Linked DNA regions of Homo sapiens: region 2 is linked to region 1. The links are chromatin contacts, found by Hi-C in ENCODE. All regions are on one chromosome and are shown on one strand. The core of a region is the stretch at or near the end of the contact, and the rest is flanking DNA. Distances in the headings are between cores, read along the strand shown.

Region 1 (7,737 bases), core at 2,871-5,370:
AGAGCATTGCCAGTGCCTACCGTCTTAGATGTGATCACACATACCATGATATATCTCTTCTCAGGATAACTTTTCTAGATGCATATCTAGCCATGGAAATCTTGCTTCTCTCTTATCAATCCATCTTCTATACCTTCACAAAGAGAATCCTTCAAAACATAGGTCAGGTCAAGTCTCTCCCCTAATTTCAGACCTTCGTATGGCTCCTTGGTGCATACAGGATAAAGTCCAAACTCCTTCCCATGATTTCCATACAAGGCACTTCATCACCAGGCCCTCCTTTCCTCTCCAACCTCACTTTTGGTGTCTCCCTAACATCGACCTAACCAATGTGCTGTTTTCAATCTCTTGTCCATGCTCTCTCTCACCTCCCAGCATTTGCATGGGCCATTCTCTCTCCCCTAATTCATGCTTTGTCCTTCAGGTATCAGCCTGTGACACTTCTGAGAAGCCTTTCCTATACATGGTAGACAGGATCCTGCCATCCTCCATGCCTGTATGTCCCCTCTCATTGCACTCACCCACTATAATTGCTATAATCATTTGTTACTTGTCCACTGACACCAGTCTCCATAAGAGAAAAGACTATGGCTTCTCCACCATAGAATCCTTCCTTATATGGCTCCTCAGCACCTAGCACAGAGTCTAGACACTAAAAGTGAGGCTGAAGAGGAAAGGAGGGCCCAGTGATGAAGTGCCTTGTATGGACACCATGGGAAGGAGTTTGAAGGAGCCATATAAAGGTCTGAAATTAGGAGACAGACTTGGCCTTCTCTCTGTTTTGAAAGATATAGTAGAGCACAGTGAATGTATGACTGAATGAATGGAAAAGAAAGATGGAAGTGTGAGAAGGAGGTAGAGAGGGAGGCCCACTTCCCTAATATCTGAAAACATTGAGGGGAGACCAACTTCTTAGCCTTGTCACTTCTGAGACACACAGTTCTCAGAGAGCACCAGTGGCATTTCCCAAGTCTAAATTTAACACCAGAAGCCTCAGTGGGAGTAGATTCAGAACCACCACATTAAAGAGGCTGATTTGCAAGGCTGAACAAACTCCAGCATCTGAGCCTGGAGGATCAGGCCCTGTGGCAGATGAGGCTTAACCCTCAGAGGCAAGCTCTGAACCTGGAAGGGAAGCTACGGGAGGCTCTGTTCTCAGGATGATGTGCTTAGGACATTTATTCCAATAAGGTGTAAGACTCAATCACTCACTGGAGGAGAGGCCTTCCTCAGACTGAGACCAGGGCTGGAAGGAAGAGCTCCAGGAGACTGAACACAAAGACATAACATAGCCTAGATGGTCACTCAAGATGGTACCAAGCACGTGGAAGGAGGCTGGGACCCAGGAAGTGAGGGACCCAGGGATCCCTATGCAACAGGCTGGACCAGCCAAGAGGAGATCTCATAGCCTTTGCTTTGCAGGCCACAGATTTATTCATCTTGGCTTTAGTGATTTTCCTTTGGAATTCAGAGACACTTAATGTTGTTTTAAGCCTCAGCCAGTCTTATAGTACAGAAAGGATGTGTCCTCTCTTACGCCCAAGCATTAAGCTTCCCTGGTAACAGAGTCAACAGTTGGAACTGCAGTGTTTGACCAACTATGCAGGGTGGGGTGAGTCTCTGGGGTAACGGGTTGGGCTTGTTTTGGGAAGGCAGAGACTCAGCTTATTCCTCTCGGTTCTCTCCTTCTCCCCAGCAAATTGCCCAGGAAGTCTCTGAGCAGCATCTGTCCCAGGGGAGACTCTACCCACCACTCAGCACCATCCGAGACGTGTCTTTGAGAATTGCCATCAAAGTAAGGGGCATCCTACCCCTGTAATATGGGTAGTGAGGCTCAACCACTTTCTCTGTCTGTGACTTTAGGAGGGTTAAGGGGATGGAAACTGTGGAGACACTGGATCTCCTTGAGCTGCACTACCTGTAACCCAGAGGCTGGGTGACAAACTCTTGTTTGCAGCTTGAGCTCCACCCCAAACACCCACCCAGGCCAGTTCTGGGAAAGCTCCTGGATTTCCCCTAATACACCAAGCAGAAAGGTCATCAATGTCTGTGGACCAGAATATGGGAATTTTTTAGAAATGACTCATAAGCGCCCATTTATAAGAAAGGTCAGCTTGCATAGCATCACGGAAAAAGCTCAGGCTTTGGGGTCCCAGCTCTCCCAATCAGCAATGGTATAATATTGGCCCAATCACTTCACTTCCCTGAGCCTCAGTTTCCTCCTTCTTCAAAGGGCCAGTAGTTCCTCACTCTCAGAATTCTGGAGATTGGCAGAGAACAGTGAAAAAGCTCCATACCCAGTGCTCTCTCAGCCAGGGTAAATCTCTTTCTTCCCCTTTTTCTCAGAATGGCTGGCTATGGGGTGATCAGCTTCATGGAATATTCCAGACTATAAGACTGTGCAGAGATGATGGGTTTTCAAAGAATCAGAACATGGTGCAATAAGGACTGGCCCAACATTGATAATTGTTAAAGCTGGATAATAGATACATGACAGTTTATCATACTATTATTTCTATTAGTATGCATGTTTTACATTTTCTATAAGTTTTAAAAATAATTTCAGAAAATGCATCGTACAACAGCACACACACCCATGAGTTGTCTGGTACAGAATCCAGAATCAAGCCTCAAGATTAACAGTCCAGCTCAGGGTCCAGCTTCACCCCGTCAGTTTCTTCCTTTGGGCGATATTTAGATTCACATTCTCGTGAAGCCAAATCTAATACCCAGAGAACAGTGTCCAGGCTGTTCATCCAATTTAACCCATATTCAAGTGGAAAAAAAATCAGGTTCTGGACACATTTGCCTCTTGTCTAATTTTATCTTAACACTGCTCCAGAGAAAGGTCTCTTTACTCCCATTTTACAGATGAGGAAACTGAGGCTCAGCAAGGATAATATCAGCTCTGAGGACCCACAGGCCTTTGGAAGCAGGCAGAATTTATGCTGAAGCCTCTTGACCCTGGCTCAGTATTTATTCCACTATGTTAAAGCTGCCTGTCCAGAAAGAAAGCTTAAAATCCTTCCTATCCAGTTGTTTCATGAGCCATACTCATGAAAGAAACAAGTCTGGTTCCTTAAGGTGTATTCCCCTCCCCCATGCTCCCAAGCAAGGATCCTTAAGCAGGTTTCCCCTTAGATCCGGTTCCTTAGCCAAACATGTTTTTCTCTAGGTTCTCGACTACGCGTACAAACACAACCTGGCTTCCTACTACCCAGAGCCTAAGGACAAGGAGGCTTTTGTAAGATCCCTGGTCTACACTCCAGACTATGACTCCTTTACACTGGACAGCTACACTTGGCCCAAGGAAGCCATGAATGTTCAGACGGTCTGAGGCAGTCTCAGAGGCTAGTATGGGGCTAGATGAAGCCCAGAGTAACACCCACAATATAAATGGGTTCCAAAATGGCCCAAGTGAATCCTTGTCGCTGTGTTTTTTCTTTTAAACTTTCTGGTGTGAGAGGAGATGCCAAGGCATACAGTGAATAAAAGCCTTGTCTCTGAAGGCCCTGGGAGTTCACTTTTCTGAACCCTCCTCTGAGTTCCTTCCTAAGCATTTCTTCAACCATTAATCACCAACTACTGGCCAGGCCTTGTGGGAAATGCAGAATCTCATCTAGAATCCTGCCTTTACAGAGCTCGGGATCTAGTGGAGGAGATTGGACACAATTCATTTTGCCATAAGGGAGAAAGTGGTAAGTTCATGAAAGAACAGATAAAAACTGAGGGCAGTCAGAAAAGGGAGAGGATACTTCCTATGGAAATGTAAGAGAAGGCTTCAGGGAGAGCAGTGTTTACACTGAGTCCCAAGAGGAAAAGATGGGTGGGAGTCATGGGGAGATGAAGAATGTGAGCACAGCCACTAGCCAGAAAGCACAGCCCACCCATCAGGGAGTTTAGTCCATGTCAGCCATACACACCCTTCAAGTCTCGGCAGTGTGTGAAGGCTGAGTGGCTAACGGCAGCTCGCTAACTATTCAGGTCACTGCCCTGTGGGTTGTTGAGTCTTAGACATTCTTTTTTCTAAAAGGAAAACCAGAGAAATGTGGGTGGGGAGGGTCAGCCTGCCAAGCAGTGAGGAGGAAGAGAGGCAGTGAGAGGAACAGCACCATAGGGAGATCTAGGGAAGACTTGATTTCATTTTCCTGGCTCTGGAACACACTCTGGCTTCCATCCTTCACTCTCTGAAGTAGTTGAGCAACACAAAGCAGTTTTCTTAGTGAGTAATATCAGTCCATCCTGGGTGTTTCTTAGACCAAGTTCAGTGCTAGCCTTCATCTCTCTCATGTTCAGCAGAGCCCATATCATAGGGGTGGGGGCAGGAGAGAGCTTGCAGCCCCCTGAAATTAGATACTGCTAAGATGTTAAGACATGTGGAGATGGCAGCTTCCTGCCTCTAATTTCATTGTATAATCAAGGAATCAATAAATCATGCTTAGGGTCCTACTCCTGCTGCTACCTCAGCCTCAGGATCTCCACTGCCAGCAACGAATAGGTCCTATATGACCAACTCTCAAGGACAGGCTAGATGGACTATTAGACTTCTAGAAGAGTAATTAGCAGAGATACCACTCACTTCTTGCTCAGGTCTTATTCTTCCAAGAACTGCTTCCTTGGTGCTGGTGCTCAGCCAAGAATATCCTGAGAAAACATCCCTCCTCTATGATCCTTGGGATCATAGAGAATGAAAAACTATTCAGAAGAGAGTTTGAAGAGTGAAGCTGGAATCTGAACACCATGGAGTTTTTGACACTACCTTTTTACATCATGTCCCACAATTTCCTCTGTATCGCTGCTACATATCCTTTATAATCAATATAGTAGAAAAGAAAAACAATAGTAGAGAAAACAAATGAAAGCAAAATAGGTTCTTTGAAAAGATCAAATAAATTAACAAACTTTAGCTATACTAACCAAGACAAAAACAAAGAAGACACAAATTACACTTCCTTTGTTCCAGCCACACTGAACATCTTGCCAGCCCTAAGCACATGTGCTTTCAAGCCTGTGCTGATACTATCCATGCTTGGTCTCTCCTTCTGGGAAGTCCTTCCCTTCCCTTTTTTTCTCTTTACTGATTAAATTTTAGTTCACTCTAGCTTTCTGCCTGGAAACGGCATTCATCCTTGGAATTCAAATGCAATTGGCTCTATAGAGTAACAGAATTAATAACTAAATTAGAAATCAATAAACAGAAAACTATGGGAAATTCCAAAATATTGGAAAACAGTACATTTCAAAATAACCCATAGATCAAAGAAGAAATCACAAGCCAAGTTATATATGTTGAACTGAATTTTTAAAATCATATCAAAATTAATAAGATGTAGCTAAAGCAGTGTTTAGAGAGAAACTTTATAGCTTTAAATGTTGTCACGGTTAATTTTACGGCACCACAGGGTGCCCAGAAATTTGATCAAATGTTATTCTGGGTGTTGCTGTGAGGGTATCTTTGGATGAGAGTAACATTTAAATCATTAAACTAAGTAAAGTAGATTGCCCTCCACTAATTGCCTTCATCCAATTAGTTGAAGGCCTGAATAGAAAAAATGGATTCGCCCTCCCTTGAGTAAGAGAGACTTACTCCTACCTGATGCCTTTCTAACTGGGATATTGGCTTTTTCCTGCCTTTAGACAGGAACTATACCATCATCTCTCCTAGATCTCCAGCTTGCTGACTCACCCTGTAGATCTTAGAATTTGACAGCTTCCATAATCATGTGAGCCAAGCCAGTTCCTTATAATAAATCAACAGAGAGAGAGAGAGAAAGATCTTATTGGTTCTGTTTCTCTGGAGTACCCTGACTAATGCAAATTCCTATATCAGAAGAGAAAGAAAGAGAGAAAGGAAAGAAAAAAAGTCTCAAGTCAATAATTTAAACTTCCTCCTTAAGAAAATGGGGGTGGGGGAAAGCAAACAAAATTCAAAGCAAGCAAAGATTAGAGCACAAATCAATATACCTATAATAAGTAAAGAAATTAGTAATTAAAAAATCTTTCCCCCAAGAAAAACCAGGTCCAGGTGGCTTCATTGGTTGGAATTTATCAAATACTTAAGTAATAACACCAATTATGCAGAAACTCTTTCAGAAAATAGGGGAGGGAACACTTCCCAAATCATTCTATGATACTAGTATTGCCATATCAAAGCCAGATAAACATATCACAAGAAAAGTACAGGCCAATATCCTTCATGAATATAGATGAAAAAATCCTAAACAAAATATTAGCAAACCAAATTCAGCAACATGAAATTTAAAAATTACATACAACAAACAAGTGGGCTTTATCCTCAGAAACGTAGTTTTTTAACATTCAAAAATTGTTCAATATGGTTGTTCAATTACATTAATAGAATGAAAGACAAAAAAATCATATGATCATGCCAATAGATACGAAGAAAGCATTTGAAAAAAACCAACGCCCATTTATGAAAAAACCCTAAACAAAGTAGAAATAGAAAAGAACATCTTCAACCTAACGAAGGACATCTATAAAGAGCCAAAGATAACATCATATTTAATGGTAAAAGAATGAATACTTTCTCCCTAAGATCTGGAACAAGGCAAGGACGTTGTTTTTACCACTTCTAGTCAACACGGAGGGTGTTTAGCCAGTGCAATGAAGCAAGAAAGAGAAGCTAAAGGTGTCAAGATTGGAAAGAAAGAGTAATACTGCCTTGATTCACAGATGACCTAATCCTGCATGTAAAAAACACTAAAGAACACATACACATTCATTCATTCATTCATTCTCTCTCTCCTCTCTCTCTCTCTCTGTCTACTGGAACTAATAAATTAGTTTTGAAAGGTCACCAAATACAAGGTCAACATTATTTCTATATGCTGGCAGCAAATGATCTAAAAATAAAATTAAGAAAACAATTTCATTTACAACTGCATCAAAAAGAAAAGATACTTAGAAATAAATTTTAGAAGTGCAAGTATAGTATACCAAAAACTACAAAACATTGCTGATAGAAATTAAAGATCTAAATAAATTGAGAGAGATTCTTTGTTCATGGATTTGAAGACTCAATATTGTCAAAATTGCAATTATATTCAAATCTATAAAGTGAACACTATACCTATCAAAACCATTGTAGGGTTTTTTGGTGGAAACTTACAGGCTGATTCTAAAATGTTTATGGTAATGTAAAGGATCTCAAAGAGTCAAAAAAATTATAAAGAAGAACAAAGTGCCCTATTCAATGTCAAGAACCTACTATAAATATACAATGATCAAGGCTGTGTGGTCCAATAGCAAAGACATGAAATTAATCTAAGTTTCCATCAGTCGATGGCTGGATAAAGAAAATGGATAAGAAAATGAATATATATGTGCAATGGAATACTATTCAGCCATAAAAGGAATAAAATCATGTGTTTTGCAGCAACATAAATAGAACTGGAGGCCCTTAAGTGAAATAATTCAGAAAGTGAAATGCCATATGTTCTCATAAGTGGGAACTAAATAATGTGTACACATGAACAAAGAATGTGGAATCTCACTGGAGACCTGGAAGGGTGGGAGAGTGGAAGAAGAGTGAGGGATAAGAATTTACTTAATGGGTATAATGTGCAGTATTTTGGTAATGATTACACTAAAAGTCCATACTTCACCACTATGCAACATATCCATGTAACAAAACTGCACTTGTACACCTTAAATTTATACCAAAAAAGGACTGTGTGGTCATATAAATAAATGAAGCAGAACTGAGAGTTCACAAAT
Region 2 (7,737 bases), core at 3,842-6,341, 490 kb after region 1:
TGGATTAAAGACTTACATGTTAGACCTAAAACCATAAAAACCCTAGAAGAAAACCTAGGCAATACCATTCAGGACATGGGCATGGGCAAGGACTTCATATCTAAAACACCAAAAGAAATGGCAACAAAAGCCAAAATTGACAAATGGGATCTAATTAAACTAAAGAGCTTCTGCACAGCAAAAGAAATTACCATGAGAGTGAACAGGCAACCTACAAAATGGGAGAAAATTTTCGCAACCTACTCATCTGACAAAGGGCTAATATCCAGAATCTACAATGAACTCAAACAAATTTACAAGAAAAAAACAACCCCATCAAAAAGTGGGCGAAGGATATGAACAGACACTTCTCAAAAGAAGACATTTATGCAGCCAAAAAACACATGAAAAAATGCTCATCATCACTGGCCATCAGAGAAATGCAAATCAAAACCACAATGAGATACCATCTCACACCAGTTAGAATGGCTATCATTAAAAAGTCAGGAAACAACAGGTGCTGGAGAGGATGTGGAGAAATAGGAACACTTTTACACTGTTGGTGGGACCGTAAACTAATTCAACCATTGTGGAAGTCAGTGTGGCGATTCCTCAGGGATCTAGAACTAGAAATACCATTTGACCCAGCCATCCCATTACTGGGTATATACCCAAAGGATTATAAATCATGCTGCTATAAAGACACATGCACACGTATGTTTATTGCGGCAATATTCACAATAGCAAAGACTTGGAACCAACCCAAATGCCCAACAACAATAGACTGGATTAAGAAAATGTGGCACGTAATACACCATGGAATACTATGCAGCCATAAAAAATGAAGAGTTCATGTCCTTTGTAGGGACGTGGATGAAACTGGAAACCATCATTCTCAGCAAACTATCGCAAGGACAAAAAAACAAACACCACATGTTCTCACTCATAGGTGGGAATTGAACAATGAGAGCACATGGACACAGGAAGGGGAACATCACACTCTGGGGACTGTCATGAGGTGGGGGGAGCGGGGAGGGATAGCATTAGGAGATCTACCTAATGCTAAATGACGAGTTAATGGGTGCAGCACACCAACATGGCACATGTATACATATGTAACAAACCTGCACATTGTGCACATGTACCCTAAAACTTCAAGTATAATAATAATAAAATAAAGAAAAAAAAAGTACCTATGACAGCGGTTGAGATTACCAAAGGAACCACTGTGTGCCAGAGTAAGGGCCAAGGATGAGTCCCAGGGAACACACCCTTATTAAGGGGTGAAGGCCAGGAAAGAACAATCAAAGCTGGAGGCGGAGAACCAGGAAAGATAATTATGTCAAGGATATAACTGAAGAAGTAGGGAATGGCCAACACAAGTAAAATAAAGACCAAAACCTGCCCATTGGTTCTAGCAATTAGGAACTTGAACCTTACCCCTAGATATACCTGGGAATTGTCAGGGACAGAAGGCAGATCACATGGCATTGAGAAAATGCAGAGATATCAAAAAGCTATGAACTAAAAGAGATACTAAGCAAAAGACTGACCAAGGAAGATTTTTAGAAAGCAGATTGAGTTCTTCGTTCATCCATTCAATACACTGAGTGCCTTCAATGTGCCAGTAGTTCTAGGTGCAAGAATCAATAAACAAAACATAGATTCTTCTTTCATTGAGCTTATTTTCTTGTGAGAGTAGGCAATTAGCAAATATTTTATGACAAATGATGATGAGTGTTGTGAGAAAAAAATAGTAGAGAGAGTGATGTGAGCAGAGTGTGGTGCTGTTTGGGATAGGGTCAAGGAAGACCTTGAAGTCATCTTTGAACAGAGATACTAAGTAAGGAAGCAGGATGGTAAGATTTGGAGAGTGGCTCTCCTCCCCACATATGGGGGCAGAGGGCAGAACAAAGGCCCTGTTTCCCTAGTCAGAAACAGCACTGTCGCCAGCAAGGTTTGAACAAAGCGAGCAGGTTGGAGCTGAGGTCAGGGGTGGCAGTGGGCCTAGGCTAGGCCATGCTGAGGCTTGGATTTCTTTCTCAGTGGGGAAGCCACCGAAAATGTTGACCAGAGGATTCTTTAAAAACTTTTGTTGCTAAAAGGCTCGCTCTGGCTGCTGTATTATGAAGGAACTATAGGGAGACTATTATAACAGTCTTCCAACATGAGCAAAACTTAGCCCCTGAAAGCTGTAGTGAGCTAGAGGAGATAGCTAGGTGAGAGACAATCAGATAGGTTGCAAAATCAGCGGGAGAAAGGGAAATGCTGAGTGGTTAGGACTGGAAATGTTATGGGGTAGGAGATGGAAGAAAGGCAGATGAAGAGCCTGGAATATGGAAATACGCAGAGGACCATTTGCAGAAATCCCTTCCTTGGAGAGTATCACCATCACTGAGGGAAGCAACTACTGCTTGATGAGAGAGTACAGCATAGCAGTAATGGTGTAAACTCTGCCATGCTGTGTGTTTAAACCCCAGTTTGAGCAAGTTACATACTCTCCCTTTGTCTCAGTTTCTTCATCTGTAAAATTATCATAATAGTGCCTACCTCATAAGACTGTTGTATATAATGAATTTTTTAAATTTTTATTTATTTTTTTTGAGACAGGGTCTCACTCTGTTGCCCAGGCTGGAGTGCAGTAGCGCCATCTCCGCTCACTGCAACCTCTGCCTCCCAGGTTAAAGAGATTCTTGTGCCTCAGCCTCCCGAGTAGCTGGGATTACAGGTGTGAGCCACCACATCTGGCTAATTTTTGTATTTAGTAGAGATGAGGTTTCGCCATGTTGGCCAGCCTGGTCGTGAACTCCTGACCTCAAGTGATCCGCCCACCTCAACCTCCCAAAGTGCTGGGATTACAGGCCTGTGCCACCATGCCTGACTTGTATTTAATGAATTTAAAAGATACACTCAGAACATGATAAAGATGTGATATGTAATTACTGTTATTCTCACTGGGATGCAGAACAGCTTGTAGTCAAGAGCCTAGATTCTGGATCCAAATTACCTGTGTTCAAATCCTGGCTCTGCTCCTTTACTACCTGGAGAACTTTAAAAAGTTACTGAATTTCCCTCTGCCTGTTTTTTCATCTGTAAAATGGGTGTAATTATAGACCCTACCTCATAGGGTTATAATAGATAGGATCAGTATGTGTAAAGTGCATATAATAAGCACATTTAAGTGTTTGCTATTGTTTGTATTACTAAATTGTTGACATTGCCAATTCTGCCTTTTTACATAGCTGACCAAAGCCCAATGCCTGTGGAGATCCCATGAGTGGTTTTCAAAGCAGAACTTTGAACCCCTGACTCCACATGTCCTCACGACAAGCAGGAGTTCTTGGTCCTGGGGCAACTTCAGTAATATTATAGTTTGGTGTGACAGAACACATTTTTGAAAACAGCCAACCCCACACATAAGTATACTTAGGGCAACAGTTTAGATGCCCATAGATATTTTCTAAGTAGAATACTTTCTAATGTACTTTGAGCCCTTTTTAAAACATTTTTTCTTCGTATCATCCAGCCCAAAATGTCAATTTGTAAAAAAAAAATTTAACAGAATAAATTGCTTACCCAGCCCTATTTAATGTCCTAGAGACTAGAGACTACTTTTCTTTTCTTTTTCTTTTTCTTTTTTTTTTTTTTTTGAGACAAGGTCTGGCTCTGTCACCCAGACCAGAGTGCAGTGGCAAGATCATGGCTCACTGCAGCCTTGAACTTCTAGGCTGAAGCAATTCTCCCACCTCAGCCCCCAAGTAGCTGGGACTACAGGTGTATGCCACCACACCCAGCTAATTTTTTAACTTTTTGTAGAGGGGAGGTCTCACTATATCGCCCAGGCTGGTCTCGAACTCCTGAGCTCAAGCAATCTTCCCACCATGGCCTCCCAAAGTGCTAGGATTACAGGCATGAGCCACCACACCTGGCAGAGACAATATTTTACTATTGAAACCATTGACTTCTCATAAGGGAAATATTCAGTCTCTGTATGAGGATTGGTTTTGGTTGTGTATAACAGTAAACTTAAACTAACAATGATTCAAACAAGATAGTTTCTTTTCCCTCACACATGGAAGTGTGACTTGGTATGTGTGCCTACTCTGCCCCACAAGATTGTTAAGTGTCCACTTTTAGGTCTAGGTGTCTTGGTGTCGCACAGTCCTTAAGGTATTACTCTCAGGTGCACAATCCAATACGGCTAAGCAGCATAACCACATTCCAAGCAGCAGGATTCAGGTGGGTGGGGACAGGAGAAGAGATGACCCAGAAATTGTGCACACTTCTTGCACTTCTGTTCACATTCCATTGGCCAGAACTTTGTCATATGGCTATTTAAAAAAAAGCCTAAAGACTAAAAAAATGTATTTAATTTGAGTGACCGTGTACCAACTAAAACAGCTAAATAGATGATTATAGAAGAAGGGGGAGAGTAGTTTATTTTTTTCACTTATATTTTGTACTATTGCTAATAGGGAGAATATATTTAAAGACAAAATAGCAACCAGTGCCACAGTCCTACAATTTTTATTAGAAGAATTAATTTCATGAAGCTTTTTCTGATCTGTGACTTCAAAACCCATGACACATACTGCAAGTTGAGATCTGAGAAATCTTTTAAAATAATGTTTTAGAATTGAAATGTGTCAATGAAAACAAATACAAAAAACATCAAAAGCTTAAAAAAATGAAAACTAAGCAGATCCAAGCTGCTAGTGCTGAGTAAATGTTACAAGACATGTTGAAAATATGTACATTCTCACCAGATTTTAGGTCCAGCTATATCTCACGTTGACATTTCCATATAAATAGCATAAAAGTAAAAAAAGACACTTTTTAAGTGGCTAGGCGAAAATGACTGATGTAAAAATGAGATGTAACGAAGAACATTAAAGCTCTAAGGTTAATTACACACTTGTGCTAGAACCTCAAGGGAGGTCAGGGTACACCATCCCTCTGATTTGGTGTCTGAGGACTTTGAGGTAAAAGTGACTCGCTGGCCTCATTCAGAGTAGTCATAGAGAGGGGAATCCCACGTGGTTAATTTTCATTCTTCTTAGGAGGAAAATGTTGCAAGGGCTAGCATATTTTTATACAAAAAGATGGCAGTAACCCAAGAAGGCAAGAGGTCAGCGAGTTGACACAGGACTTGAGGAAGGAAATGCTGACAAAACCTTATGCTAAGAATCTGTGAGGATATCTGAATCTGCAGTTACTTTAAGACTCATTTGTTGTGCTGGAAATCTGAAAACATTTCTATTTAAAGATTCTTTAAAAGTATCTTAAAGGCTTTTAGCACTTACTCAGATCATAAGAACAGAATGACCTAAAACATAACCAACCTAAAGAGTCACGATACAAAAAAAAAAAAAAAGGCTTTCTGGGAACATGAGCCTCACAAAGTCATAGGAATAGGAAATGGAAATACTTAATCAAGTTAAAGTCACTAATATTTAGAAAGCCTCAGTTGTTCGAGGGTGCATTTCCTTGTGTCTGTTACAAAAGCCAGTTTATTCCAAGAAAAATACAGAGAACTGTTGTGTTGGCATCTAGTAAAACAAGCAAGGAAATCAGTCCTTTAACAAACAGCCCTTTGTTGCCATAAAACTAACCTAGCCTCTCTGTTCCCTGAATGGTTCTAGTGTCTGACTACATGGCTTGAGAAGAGACAAAAATGCCTGTACCCCACCTCCTGCTACACATAAGAATTTTGGAACTAGGTTTACTACTTGTCCCTACAGCCTCAAGTAGATCAGCAGATTCAGGATGGGCCCTTGGAGCCTACTGGATGAAGACCATGCCCCTATACCAGGGCGGTGACTGATTTGCTCTCAGCAAAAGACAGAGCGAGCCTTTGGATTAATAAGCATGTAGTTACCCCATATGCATATAAAACTATCATATATCTATACAAATTAAAACTTAAAGTGTGTAGAGCCCGGCTGTCATCATACTGGTTTGCACCTGACACCATGTGACGGATTGGACACAGACTCTGCTCTGTGTGCCTTTACGTGAATGCATTGCAAAGACAACCATACTCTTTGGCTACTTCCAGAGAATCTTTAGAGATTCCTGTTATATGTCAATTTTTTCAACTGCCATATATTGCATGTCTACTATGTGTAGGTTACACACTTTCTAATCCTTAAATAATACTGCAGTATGGGAATTAGGTTTGTAAAGTATAGTTGAGGAAACCAGGGTTTAAAGAGGTTAAGTGACCACCCAAGATGCAAAGGCAGCCAGCCTGACTCCACAGAATGTGTTTTCCCATACTCTGTCTCTTTACACCTCCTTAATTTCTTCAAACCTAGCTAATTTTTGGCCTAAAGTAAGCAACTTACTACCCTGAAGCTCAAGCTCCAACCACCTTGTTCCTGCCCCTCAAATCTTGAATAACAACATGCAAAACTCAAATACTTTGTTATTCTGAGAACTGAAACCTACATAAAAATCCTCCTAAACTCATTTTTACTTAAATTGCTTTTTCCAAGCCTATTACTAAAGGTACTAAAAACAGTGTGAGCTAAACACATGGTAGCCTCACCCACCACACCTAGAATAGCTTTTCCTGTCTTCTCCCACTTTCCTTGCTTCCTTCCCTCCTTGTTATTGCTGAAGACTGAAAGCAGCAATGATGGCTCAGGCTCTCTTAGTGGACCATGAGCTATTTGAGGAAAGAAGCAGTTTGATTTTGCATCCCTAAAACCTTACAAACAGTGCCTGACTGGTTCCATAAATGCTTTGTTGAATGAGTGACACCCATAGGAAGTTCACAGTGGTACAACTTTATTGAGAGTTGCTTTGCAATGTAGTCATTAACAAAGCTACCATTGTAAGCTGTTTGGAATTTGAGTTGTTGAGAAAACTGCAGATTTATTTTAGAGATACTGCTATTCTGCAAATCTCAAACACAAGAAATGATACTAATGGAAGGAAAGCACATTGATATGGTTTGAATGTTTGTCTCCTCCAAATCTCATGTTGAAATGTAATCTCCAATGTTGGAGGTAGGGCCTGGTGGGAGGTGATTGGATCATGAGGGCAAATGCCTCATGAATGGTTTAACACCATCCCCTTGGTGATAAGTGAGTTCTTGCTCAGGTCACATGAGATCTGGTTGTTTAAGACAGTCTGGAACATCTCCCTTCTGTCTCTCACTTCTGCTCTTGCCATGTGATAAACCTGTCCCCCTTCACCTTCCACCATGAGTGTAAACTTCCTGCAACCCTTGCCTAGAGCAGATGCTTGCATCACACTTCCTGTAGAGCCTGCAGAACTGTGAGCCAATGAAACCTCTTTTTTAAAATAAATTACCCAGCCTCAGGTATCCCTTTATAACAATGCAAATGAACTAATACAGACATTCTTTCCCCTTCCCTTTCCAAATGATGCCTTCTCAACTCTGACATCTTCTTGGCAGCAAACAAGACTTTTTTAGTCTGTCAGGTTCCAACCTGAGCTGAGGTCTGAGGGGAGCTGGTGGATGGGTGGTGGGTAGCTGAAAGAACACTCGAGGGACCATAGGCAGTTGGGACATGGCTTTATTCTCTCCCCCTCTCCTACAGAGTCAGCAGTGCCATTATATTTCTCACAGACAACAGTGGCTTAAAGCCACATATGGGCTCACACAAACAGGTTACATTAAATGACTACATAAGTGTGATTACATAGTGCACAAGATTTTGTGCCTGCACTCCAAACCTGCTGTGTCGTGCTGTACTGGATGTCTGCCTTGGCCTACTCCTGACTGAA

Evidence for each region. Hi-C counts contacts between places; a loop is a spot of excess contacts on that map. Pooled maps may share reads with other maps.
Region 2: a loop to region 1 is called in a pooled map, with 2.9 times the contacts of the local background. The contact joins two enhancer-like sites. A Hi-C loop is called at or near these places in 1 of 37 single-sample maps with no recorded cell type and 11 of 50 pooled maps.

What each region holds. Positions count from the first base shown.
Region 1 is chr11:86,436,879-86,444,615 of GRCh38, reverse strand. ME3 (malic enzyme 3) reads left to right here. Exons shown (of 15, transcript NM_001161586.3): 14 at 1,697-1,795; 15 at 3,176-3,508. The coding sequence ends at 3,337. Among named protein-coding and RNA genes, the nearest start is that of CCDC81, 66 kb to the right of the region's middle. RefSeq lists an enhancer at 1,409-2,608. Within about 2 kb of position 4,120, at least 4 of the 41 ENCODE cell types and tissues checked have a DNase peak (open chromatin) inside an H3K27ac peak, as active enhancers do.
Region 2 is chr11:85,945,430-85,953,166 of GRCh38, reverse strand. No RefSeq gene overlaps it. Among named protein-coding and RNA genes, the nearest start is that of CCDC83, 94 kb to the right of the region's middle. RefSeq lists an enhancer at 5,072-5,121. Within about 2 kb of position 5,091, at least 6 of the 41 ENCODE cell types and tissues checked have a DNase peak (open chromatin) inside an H3K27ac peak, as active enhancers do.